3 separate regions of the Homo sapiens genome follow, and all the other regions are linked to region 3. The links are chromatin contacts, found by Hi-C or POLR2A ChIA-PET in ENCODE. All regions are on one chromosome and are shown on one strand. Each heading gives the region's core, a stretch centred on a gene start or an enhancer-like site at or near the end of the contact. The rest is flanking DNA. Distances are from core to core; before and after follow the strand shown.

Region 1 (3,655 bases), core at 489-2,988, 2.3 Mb before region 3:
GCCTGTAATCCTAGCACGTTGGGAGGCCGAGGCGGGCAGATCACAAGGTGAGGAGTTCGAGACCAGCTTGGCCAATATGGTGAAACCCCGTCTCTACTAAAAATACAAAAATTAGCCAGGCGTGGTGGCAGACACCTGTAATCCCAGCTACTCAGGAGGCTGAGGCAGGAGAATTGCTTGAACCCGGGAGGCAGAGGACACAGTGAGCTGAGACTGCACCACTGCACTCCAGCCTGGGTGACAGAGCAAGACTCCGTCTCAAAAAAAAAAAGAGAAAATAGTTGCCTTGGGGTGGTGGTGGATTGTCTGGAAAACTGGCACAAAATAACTTTCTGGAGCAATGAAAATGTTCTAGATCTTGACTGGGTGGTATATACAACTGCTAAATGTCATCAAGTTGCTAAATGACATTTATCAACTGCTAAATGTCACCTAAGTCTGTGGAATTTACTGTATGCAAATTATACCTCAATTTTTAAAAATTACAAAGGACTAACATTAAAGTTTGTGCCACAGTTTAATCGTTCCTCTAATGTTGTGCACTATTTTCCCATTTTTTCACAATCACAAATTATGATACAATGACTATCTTTTGTGCATATGTGAAATTACCAATATTAAGCATTTTGACCCATAAAAATGACAAGTTTGTATAGTCAAACCTAGTAGATATTTAATATTTTGGATTATTCCCATTATCCCCATTTTTAGTTAGGTGACTTGAGAAAAGTTTACAAATTTTTGTTGATACTCATTGCTAAACTGCTTTTTCTACCAATTTTATAAATGTATACTCCTTTTACAAAAGTGTCTTAGGTTGGTGCAAAAGTAATTGCGGTTTTTGCCATTACTTGCAATGGCAAAAGCCGCAACTACTTTTGCACCAACCTATGACTTGAATCCTGTTTTTCAGTTCTTCAAATTTTGATAGACACTTATCTTGCACATCCATATGCACGCTCCTCTCTTCCCAGCACTTTGTACATCTCTCATGGCTCATAACACATTCTTCCATCACGTATGTGTACACATATGGCTGTATAGGAAAACAGCTTCTGGAGGATAAGAACAATTTGTTTTGCGGTTTTTTATTTTTAATAAAATCTCCTAGCTTGGTGCCTTATGCATTTCATTTATTTATTCAACTAACATCTTCCAAATTCACATAAGGGACCAGTTATCTGTGAATGGTGTAACAGGCCTTCAAAAAGTCCACGAAACTAAACATTACCAGTTTCAAATATACCCGACAGGTCTCATTTTAACATTCATGCCCCACGTTTTAAGTTCCCAGATTGCTACCTTCCCATGTTTTTGGTGCTCTAATCTGGAAACAAAAACTCTGAAAATTTAGTTTTGAATGTATTATGTGAGGGCCTTTCCCTGGGCCCTGCTAATAATTCCTTAAAATGCTCCCCAGAACCACATGTTTGGGGACTTAGGATAATCAGTGAAATCTAGGGCAGCCTGTCGGTCTGAGACTTTTCACAGGACTCTGAAGGGCACCGGGGTAATTCCTTTTTAAGGACAGCAGTGCAGTGAAAATGCAAATCGTGACAGCAACAAGCTCCTTCCAGTTCCGGAGTGCCCGCAGGCTCCTCCCGGTCGCCGCCGTCGCCTAGCGAATGGGGTGGGGGCTCGCACGGTCCCCGCATCTCGGAGCGCCACGGCGGGCTCCTGCCGCCCCGCCCCACCCCACCCCCGGCGCGCGTCCCGAGCCCCGCCCGCGCGCCCGGCAGGAAAGGGCGGTCCTGCGCTGTGGCCCACGCTCGCTCCCGCTGTCGGACTCTGGGCCTGGACCGCGCGTGGCCGGCGCCAAAAGCGAGAGGCATGAGCGCGCGCCCGGGCCAGTGAACTGCTCGGGGATGGACTGCGGCTCGGTCGGCGGCCAGAGGACCCAGCGCCTGCCCGGCCGCCAGCGGCTTCTCTTCTTGCCCGTGGGCCTCAGCGGAAGACCGGGCGGCAGCGAAACCTCAGCACGCCGCTGCCTCTCTGCGCTCTCCGACGGTCTGGGGGCGCTGCGCCCTCGCGCCCCGGCGGCCCGCGGCGGCGTGTCACGTGCCTCACCGCTGCTCCTCCTCCTGCTAGTGCCCTCCCCGCGCTTGGCCGCCGCAGCCCCGCGCCGGCAGCTCGGGGACTGGGAGCGCTCGCGCCTCGGGTATGCCGCACCCCCGGCCGGGCGCAGCAGCGCGTGGAGGTGCTCACCGGGCGTCGCCGCTGCCGCCGGCGCCCTTCCCCAGTACCACGGCCCGGCGCCTGCACTCGTTTCCTGCAGGAGAGGTGAGGCCCGGGCGGGAGAGGAGAGGGGGCTCGTCTCGCGGGGTTGGACGGCGGGGCGGGGATCTCAGCTACAGCCTCCCCGAGGAAAGGCCCGGCAGGCCGGAGGGCGGGTCCTCCAAGGCCACCGGCATCTGCCCGGAGCGTGGGTCGAAGGTCCGGGCCCGCCCTGCTCGGCCGCGGTGGCGGGGCTTAGCCCAGAAGAGACGAATTCCTGGGAATCCCGGGCGCTAAAGTTGGAGGGAGGTGCGTGCTGGGGCGGGGAGTTGGTGCCCGCCCACTCCTAGGGTCTGCTTTTGGGCGCCGCCTTCCAGGAGTTCTGTTTGGCAGCGCCCAGCCTGTTGGGCGTTCAAGGGGAAGGGGTGTGTATGTTTGAGCAGCAAAGCTCTGGGAAATGAAGGGATTGCTTTACAGTTTGATTTCAAATTCTGATGGAATCATTAATTCGTGGAGTCCTAGCGTCTGCCCTGTCCCTGGCGCTTTTCTAGATGTGTGAGATATATCAGTCCACAAAATCTTCCCTCTGGAGCTTAATTCTAGCAGAGCAGACGCAGTAAATATGTGTGTGTGGATATACGTATGCATAATTGATGTATATATAATTTATATATACAAATAATTTTTATATATTCGTAATTCGATGCCTGGTATAGAAAAATAGGATAAGGCTTGGGAAGTGGAATGGGTCTCCAGTTGTGAATTTAAATAGGGTGATCAGAATCGATTTCATTGAGAAGGTAGCATTTAATTAGAGTCATGCATCTCTTCAGGACAGTCGCCTACTGAGAAATGAGTCATTAGGCGACTTCTTCCTTGTGTGAATATTGTAGAGTGTGCTTACACAAACCTGGATGCTACAGCCTACTACACACCTAGACTATCAGGTAGAGGCTAGTGCTCCTAGGCTACAAACCTGAACAGCATGTTACCGTACTGAATACTAGAGGCAATCTGAACACAATGGTATTTGCGCATCTAAATGTAGAAAAGGTAGAGTAAAAATATGTATTATAGTCTCATAGACCACTGTCGTGTGTGCCCCTCTGTCCTGGGCTGAAAGGTAGTTGTGGGGCTCATGACTATTTAAAGGAGGTGAGAGAGATCACTGCCCTGGAGATGAGGAAAGTAAATAGAATCAATTTATTAGATAGCATATTGTTGATTAAAGAAAAAAATCATTTCTGATAATCAACAGACTTGGCAAAATTATCACTTTGGGCAGTCTATACATATTCATTAGTAGCCATCACTAACTACACATTTTTCATATTTTCTTCAACAGATAGGCCCACTAAATGTTGACCATATCTATAATTTAAGAATATCATTGGCTGGGGTAAAAACTGATTAGTAGAGCAATAAAGTGAAGGAAACTTTA
Region 2 (3,665 bases), core at 1,166-3,665, 2.6 Mb before region 3:
AGCATAACTCTCCTACCCACGAATCTCAATCACCATTTACTTCTCAAAAAATAACTACGGTATGACTTTTCATTGGCACTATTCCATGGATCAACAGGAAAAAAAGAACGCCTAGAGACTGCTGTCCCTTTTTTTCTTGACAGAGCTTTCAAAGACCTTGGGGGTAAATCTCGCAAGAATTCTGTCCAATAAACAAGCTCATGCGTTACCGAGTTACGTCACCAGCTGACATCCAAGGAGAAGTCCAAGGTTAATTGCTATGGTTTAGTGGACCATTCCAAATGACCCTGTGCAAGAAGCTTTCACTCCAGAACTGTTTGAACTTCACAGCCTGAAATTTCATCTACTTGTTTCATGAGTACTTTTTAATTACTCCCCTGGGGGTATTAATAATGTTTTCTTTATTAAATAGTTACTCTCTGGAAGGGATAGTGGTTTCATGTTTTTCCCCGTTCTTTGAGATAACTAAGTCCCTGCCTGGTTAGCCCAGGGGCACTTTGATTTTCTTTATCTTAAGTTATTAAGGGAGAAAACAGAGATCAAGATAGACCTCTAACAACTCAGGATTTGGAATCAGACTGCTTCGTTCAAATCCCAACTCCACCATTTAGCTAGCTGTGCAAAAGTGGACAAGTTATTTCCCTCCCTAAGGCTCAGTTTCCTCACCTGTAAAGTAGGAATAGTAACAGTACTAATCCCTAAGTCCATTCTTCCGATGGATGGAAATGGATAATGTATGTAAATATTTACCTTGGAGCTTGGCACGTGGTGAGCATTCAAAAATTGTTTTTACAATATTTTTAAAAATACTATTGTTTTGACTATGAGAACAATTTCGGAATTGTTGTGTTCTCTGATCCCACAGTAAGTAAGGTACCAATGAAGTAGGAATATTTAACACCTTACTTTTATACACAATACAATGCTCTGAGGCAGCAGCACCATCCCCGTCATGCATAACTCATGAAGTGCTGGGCTGAATTCACAGAGCACCTTTGCAATTTATAGGGCAAAAATTAGGTGCCGTGAAGAATACACAGAAGTATGGATACAGCCACTGCCCCCCAGGGAACTGACCATCCAGTTAGGAGACACACACACAAAGAGATCACCGCAATGATGCCTTGTACTGTTAAGTGGCCAAAGACGTACAGTTTCTTATAGTATCTTTTATGGTGGGCAGAAGAACGCCCTGCATTTTGGGGAAAGCTACAAGTGCAGAGATTTGCCCCCGTGGTAAGACAGCAAATCAGTGAGAGCTACAGAGTAAGGTTGTAATATCATATTCATTTGGGTTAAAATGGAGGTGCTGTGGTAGCAGTGGCCTGACTTAAAGAAGGACCAGTGATATCAAACAGTAGCTGCTTGGCTTTGGAATGACACCATCATTGCCATCTTAGAATCTGAGAATGTTTCAGTCAAGAGGAAACCTTGAAAAAGCCTCCTTGTCACTCAGTCCACTTACAGTAGGAGCAGCAAGGCCTGTTCTTACACATGCGGGCTCCGGCTCATGCATCCACCTGATGCTCTCAAGGCTGCCAGAGGAAGGAGGAGGAGGGCTAGGGGAGGAAGCCAAGGGTATCCCACAAAGGAGATGACCACTGATAACTACCATGGATGAAATGGCCTAAGTCACTTCTGTGTCTTAGCCTTTCCTTTCAAATTGCCCCCTCCCCCTCCCATGTATCATGGGCATCACAGTCACAAAACACAAGAAATCAGAAGTCTGGAGACATTCCCCCTGTCCAATGCCCAAATCTAGGTCCCTGTTGCTTTCTTCCTGACCTGCTGGCCCACAACCACAGGTGGCCTCCAGAATTAATCCAAATGAGAGTCTCTGCCCTTCCAAAACATCTTAAGTGGATCATTCATCTCAGGCCACCTTCAGTGACAGGAAGGGGATTGAGGTCTGCGGAGAGCAAAACCTAATTCGGCCCTGTACCTGGATGCGGATGGGGTGGGGGAGGCGCGACGGGAGGCTGGGTACTCCAAGTTCAGCTGCGGGAGACGCCCCTCGCCCCCACCTGGCAGCCACAGAGGGTCGCCAGCCTAGGGGAGATGGTTCCTGCTGTCTTCAAATGAGCCCACCAAACCCCAGCCCGTGGGTATCGCAGCACCTACCTTGACCCAGGAGACCGTGTAGGGAACCTGCGGATCCCAGGGGGCGGTGCAGGGCAAGTCCACATCTTCGGAGCAAGCCACCTTCACCTCCGGCGTCGCGGGAGCCAGGCTGTAGGCTACAAGAAAGAGAGAGCGCGTCGTGAGCAAGCGACCGACGGGAGGGGGTGTCGTGGAGGGGCGGGGGGCGACAGGCGAGACAGGCGCTCGCGAGCCCTACCGCAGCTCAGGAGCAGAAGCTGGAGGCCGCGCGACATGGCTGGAGCGCTGCGCCGCTGCCACGAGCTGCAGAGCTGTGGCGCGCGGGCGCCGGCTGCCCTTTTATGCCCGCGCGTTCGGGAACTTCCCTGCGCGCCAGCCCGGGGGATTCCCCGGCGGGCAGCGGAAGCGGGTGGCGCGCCCTCCTAGTCCCGCTTAGGCCGGGGCGCCCCCGTCCCCGCCCCCTTCGCCCCCGTCCCCGCCCCCGTCCCCGCCCCCGTCGCACCCGCCGCCCTCGCCGCGTGCGCGTCCCCGCCCCCGCGCGCCCGGGCCGGGCGCCCCGAGTTCGCGTCGCTGCTGCGGCTGGCAGCGGCGACAGCAATCCCCGCGTGACGCCCAGCGCTGGGGGCTTTGCAGACCGCGCTCGCGCGCGTGACGCTGCCGTTGACCCGCAAAAGGAAGCCGGGAACCGGGCCATCCGAGCGGGATCTGCCCATTTTACGGAGGCCAAACCAGATTCCGAGAGGGTGGGCAACTTCCTCAGAAGCCCAGCCTGTCCTTGGGAACGCACTGGTGAACCCAAGTCCTCACTCTTCTCCAGAATCTGTGATAATCAAAGGCGCGTTAGATTTCCATGGAAACATACAAGTCTGTAGTACTTGGCTCCCTGCCTTCCCCGGGAGGTTATCAGTCAGTACCGTCCTGTTTAAATTATATCACCAAAGGAGAGTGTCTCCTATTAAAATAATAATTACACGCATACACAACATTTTTGGAAAAGAAAATTCTAGAAGACAATGAAATCACCTGTAATTCATCCAGGAAGTAACTTCAGTTAACATTTTTTTATATTATAAAATGTTTATAACATAACATAACGTAAAATATTTATAACATTTGTCAGTGCACAGATTGGTATTTTTAATGGTTTATTCTTCCTGCTATCTTGTAACCTACTTTCTTTTAGCTTAATAATTTGCAAGCGGTTCCACATCATTAAAAACTTCCAACAGCATCATTTTGGTCCATTGTTCAGTTGCACCATAAATTAGAATCGATTAGTGTTAGACATACAGGTTGTTTCTTTTTGTATTACTAATATTAGAAACAATACTGTGATTGCTATGGGAAACTTCAGTGTAGATAAATCTTTGCTCTAAAATTGCTTATTTTCTTAGAATAAATACCTCAAGGAAATTGTGCTAGGTGAAGGGGAGTTTCCAATTTTGTCAAATATTGCCAAAAAATTACCTGCAAGGAGGTGTCTTCAATCTATATTCCCATCTGCAAAGAGAGTGCCTGTTTGCCAACACAAACTGTTATCCAACCTTTCTATCTTTGTCCATCCA
Region 3 (3,447 bases), core at 142-2,641:
AGACTGAATAAAAATATTGTGTGTTTTATCACTCACTTTTACAAATAGAAATTGATGTTATAAGGCCAATTACTGACAGCCTTAATAAATGAAGGGAAATACACAAAATTATCAAATGTCTCAGAAGCAGCAGCTGGAGGCCTGAGGGAAAGAGACAGACAGACAAAAGGAAATGGGAGGGGAAGGAGATATATGAAGCTAACACGCTTAGACCGCACTAGACCTTAGCTCAGCCCCTGACCCACTATAATTTACTCAGTTATCTACATCGCCCAAAAAATTAGCGGTTGAAAAAGTAAATCGACCATTGTGGGCAATGATTTTAGGTTCTACATTTGGCTTGAGATTTGCCAGAAAGAAAAAGAACTAAATCAGAAAAAGATGTAAATAGCAAGAAGCGATGTGTGTAGAAGGGGGAGGGGAGGAGGGTAATGGAATAAAAGCGAAATGCGCTCAAGTCTCAGCACTAAAGCTACTCCGCGCGTACTACAGAGGCCGGGCCGCCACCGGGAGCTCTCCCCGTGCGGGGCAGGAGCGGGGGTCGCTGATGCTCCCCTGGCGACTCAGGGAAGGGGGTGGCGGGAGCCGGCGCCCCCGGGACACGCGCAGAGTGGCTCCGATTAACACCTTCCTCGCCGGGACCTGGAGCTCCGAGCGGGGCGCGCACGGGGGTGGGGCGGCGAGGAGCGTGTCCCCTCCCGAGGAAGGAGAAGACAGGAGAGGGGCGGACCGCATCCCCGTCCCCAGCCCAGGCGCGTCAATTACCCGTGAGGTTCCTCAGCACCGTCCCGTGGGCCCAGAGGCTCAGGACCTGCTGCACCGACAGGTTGATCATGGAGTGGTCGCCCCCCTCCGCCTTCATCTTCCCCGAGGGGCGCCCGCCGCCCTCTCCTCGGGTGCCGGGCGGCGGCGGCGGCTGCGAGGCTCGGGGGGCGGCGGCGGGTGCGCGGCTCCTCCAGGCCGCCGCCGCTGGTGGAGGCTGCGGGACGCCGGGCCGGGCGCTGCTGCTGCTGCAGCCGGAGGGCCTCCGTGGGGGGGCCGCTCAGCGTGTCTCCCAGGCAGCCCCCTCCCCGCCGGGGAGACATTGAGGACGGCGGACGGAGGAAGGAGGGGAGGGGGCCGGGCGCCGTCCTCGCGCGGCCCCCGAGCGAGGACTCGGGGCGGAGGAGGCCGCCGCCGCTCCCTCTCAGGGGCAGCGCCGCGCCGCGGGGACTGGACACGCGAGGAGGCCGAGGTCACGCCAGGAGGCCGGTGCTGATGGGCAGCCGGCAGGTGCAGCCCCCGACAGGGCCCAGCTCATCGCCGCCGGAGGACGGAGACGCGGGACCAGCCAGAGGCTGCGGCGGCACCTGCCGCCCGCCTGCCCGCCCTCGGGTCGCCGACACTCGAGGAACCGCCCCCTCCACCCGCAGCCGCCGGCGGGCCACTCGTGCACGCGCACGCGCGCGCCTCTCAGCGCCGGCCCCTCCTCCCCTGCGCTCCCCGGAGCCGCTGCGCATGCTCACTCCCCCGCTCCCCGCGACCCGCCGCCCTCCAACAGCCGGTCGGCCCCAAAGCCCTCCTTCTCGCTCTCCCCTCGCGCTGCAGCGCGCGTGGCTGACGGCGCCGAGCGACGGCCCGCAGTGGGGCGGAGGGAAGCGCGGTCTACGTCACTGGCGCCACCGCCGGGCCTTACTGCTGATTGGGCGCTCCAAGGGAACCGCCTCCACGCCCCCCACCCCCGGACCCCGGGCGCGCGCCCTGAGAGACCGGGAGACCTGGATCCCTCGCCCTGGCCCGGCTGGGTGCGCGCGGTGCGGGCGGCGTGGGCGGTGCGGGCATTTCGGGGGCCCGCGCTGCAGGGGCAGCCCTGACCCAAGGTGGGGCTGCTGAACTCGGTGAGGTGGATACTGTGACAGTTCAGATTTTTGCCTTAAAATGTAATGCTTTTTGATAAAGATGCTTATGTATAACTTTTTTAAAAAGGTGTCACTATCTCAGCATTTAGATATATTAATTTGCGGGGTTTTTTTTCTGAGCCTGAATCGAATGACCTGGATAGGTCACTTACTTGCAGAATGCATGTTAAAACCCCTAAAACACAAACAGACCTGCGTTATCATTCTGCTAATCCCTCTTCCCGCAGCAAGAACTTGGGCCTCCCGGGGTTCCAGGACCTGCCTGACATTACCTGTTTACTCCAGGCTCGGCAGGTGTCCTAATCCTCAAGGCCATCGCCGGCTCTAGCCCCCCTTTTTTTGATGGTAGTATTCTTTTATCTAAGTTGCGTCTGTTATTTTTTTCCCTCGAACTTAAACTAGATCTCTCTCCCCACGCTTTGCTGTCTGTCTTCATGTCCAGCGTTAGCCAGAGGAGCATCTAAAATCCAACTACAAGTTAAACTCCTCGAAATTGGAAACCTTCTAACTTTAAAAAATAAAAATTTAAGTTTTAGCAGTAACATAAATATGCAGTAGCCAGCCCCTCCCCCCACCTTTTTTCAACCCCTCTGCCATCTGGATAAAGAAAAATTTACAAAGAGAAGTGAAGAAATACCTGCTGTAGCTAAATCATGAAGTATATTTGACAAAGCACTGAAGGGTCAAATTACCTGTCAAATGGTGCTCTTGGTGACCACTTTAAAATAATATTTACATACACATTTATTTCTTTGTTTATTTGTATTTTCTTTTTGATGTCACAACATAAGAGAAATTTTTGCACCATTAATAGGAATTGAGCCAAAACTCTTAATGTAGAGTTTATCTTCCTCCTAGAATTTAGACTTAATTAGATCTATTAACAAGATTACAGAATATCAAACCTAAAAGAGCGCTTTAACATTTTTCTAATTTTATTTTACAGATAGGGAAACAGATTCTGTGAATTAAGTGACTTGACAGAGATGACAGCACTTCACAGCTCAGTTTCTGAATTCCTGGTCTATTATTCTTTCTAGCAACCACATTATCTTTCTTAACCCACTGTTAACTCCCTCACTTTAAGATTCTTGATGGGGAAGTGCAGGTTACCTAATGATATTCTTAAGGGACTTGGCATTACATAATTAGTGATGTTAGGGAATGTGACCACATTCAGTGAAGGGTTCACAGCAAACTCCCTGAGCAGGGGCTCATTAAACTCTCATATCAGAAACCTTTAGTTAGTTTACGTTCTTAGGATTGCACACTATTATTTAAAACACAGTAGCACGCAGTGAAAATATTCAGAACCTGGGACAGTGCCTGGCACCTGCACCACAAATATTTGTTGAATGAATCACTGAATGATCTTCATAGAAAAGTCAGCATTGTTCTTGTTCTGAATAAATATTTTTTACAGAATCCAAGTGTTCATGTCAGGAAATGAGAAAGACACAGCAATGAAGTCTCAAGTCAGTAATGTTATTTGCTGCCCAACAACTTCACCCCTGCTGTTCAGTTCAATTTAATTGGCGTCTATATTTAT

The links. Hi-C counts contacts between places; a loop is a spot of excess contacts on that map. ChIA-PET counts read pairs that join two places held with the same protein, here RNA polymerase II (POLR2A). Pooled maps may share reads with other maps.
Region 1: a map of CD8-positive, alpha-beta T cell shows a loop between it and region 3 (38-fold over the local background). The contact joins the promoter of MCUR1 here to the promoter of TMEM170B in region 3. A Hi-C loop is called at or near these places in 3 of 168 maps with a recorded cell type or tissue (CD4-positive, alpha-beta T cell, CD8-positive, alpha-beta T cell and naive thymus-derived CD4-positive, alpha-beta T cell), 4 of 37 single-sample maps with no recorded cell type and 12 of 50 pooled maps.
Region 2: a map of CD8-positive, alpha-beta T cell shows a loop between it and region 3 (33-fold over the local background). The contact joins the promoter of CD83 here to the promoter of TMEM170B in region 3. A Hi-C loop is called at or near these places in 5 of 168 maps with a recorded cell type or tissue (CD4-positive, alpha-beta T cell, CD4-positive, alpha-beta memory T cell, CD8-positive, alpha-beta T cell and 1 more), 1 of 37 single-sample maps with no recorded cell type and 8 of 50 pooled maps. POLR2A ChIA-PET finds 5 or more read pairs at or near these places in 1 of 52 experiments (activated naive CD4-positive, alpha-beta T cell).

The regions. Positions count from the first base shown.
Region 1 is chr6:13,812,640-13,816,294 of GRCh38, reverse strand. MCUR1 (mitochondrial calcium uniporter regulator 1) reads left to right here and starts at 1,738. Exons shown (of 9, transcript NM_001031713.4): 1 at 1,738-2,280. The coding sequence starts at 1,866. LOC107986571 (a long non-coding RNA gene) reads right to left here and starts at 2,485. Exons shown (of 2, transcript XR_001743986.3): 1 at 2,206-2,485. RefSeq lists an enhancer at 1,271-1,370 and silencers at 1,531-1,800, 1,881-2,550.
Region 2 is chr6:14,116,522-14,120,186 of GRCh38, reverse strand. CD83 (CD83 molecule) reads right to left here and starts at 2,415. Exons shown (of 5, transcript NM_004233.4): 1 at 2,339-2,415; 2 at 2,122-2,237. The coding sequence starts at 2,375. RefSeq lists cis regulatory regions at 1,118-1,618, 1,086-1,912, 1,483-1,983, 2,149-2,804, 1,988-2,804 and 1 more and silencers at 2,548-2,667, 2,795-3,089.
Region 3 is chr6:11,535,693-11,539,139 of GRCh38, reverse strand. TMEM170B (transmembrane protein 170B) reads right to left here and starts at 1,391. Exons shown (of 3, transcript NM_001100829.3): 1 at 766-1,391. The coding sequence starts at 862. RefSeq lists silencers at 438-717, 728-807, 908-1,067, 1,098-1,927 and an enhancer at 597-1,098.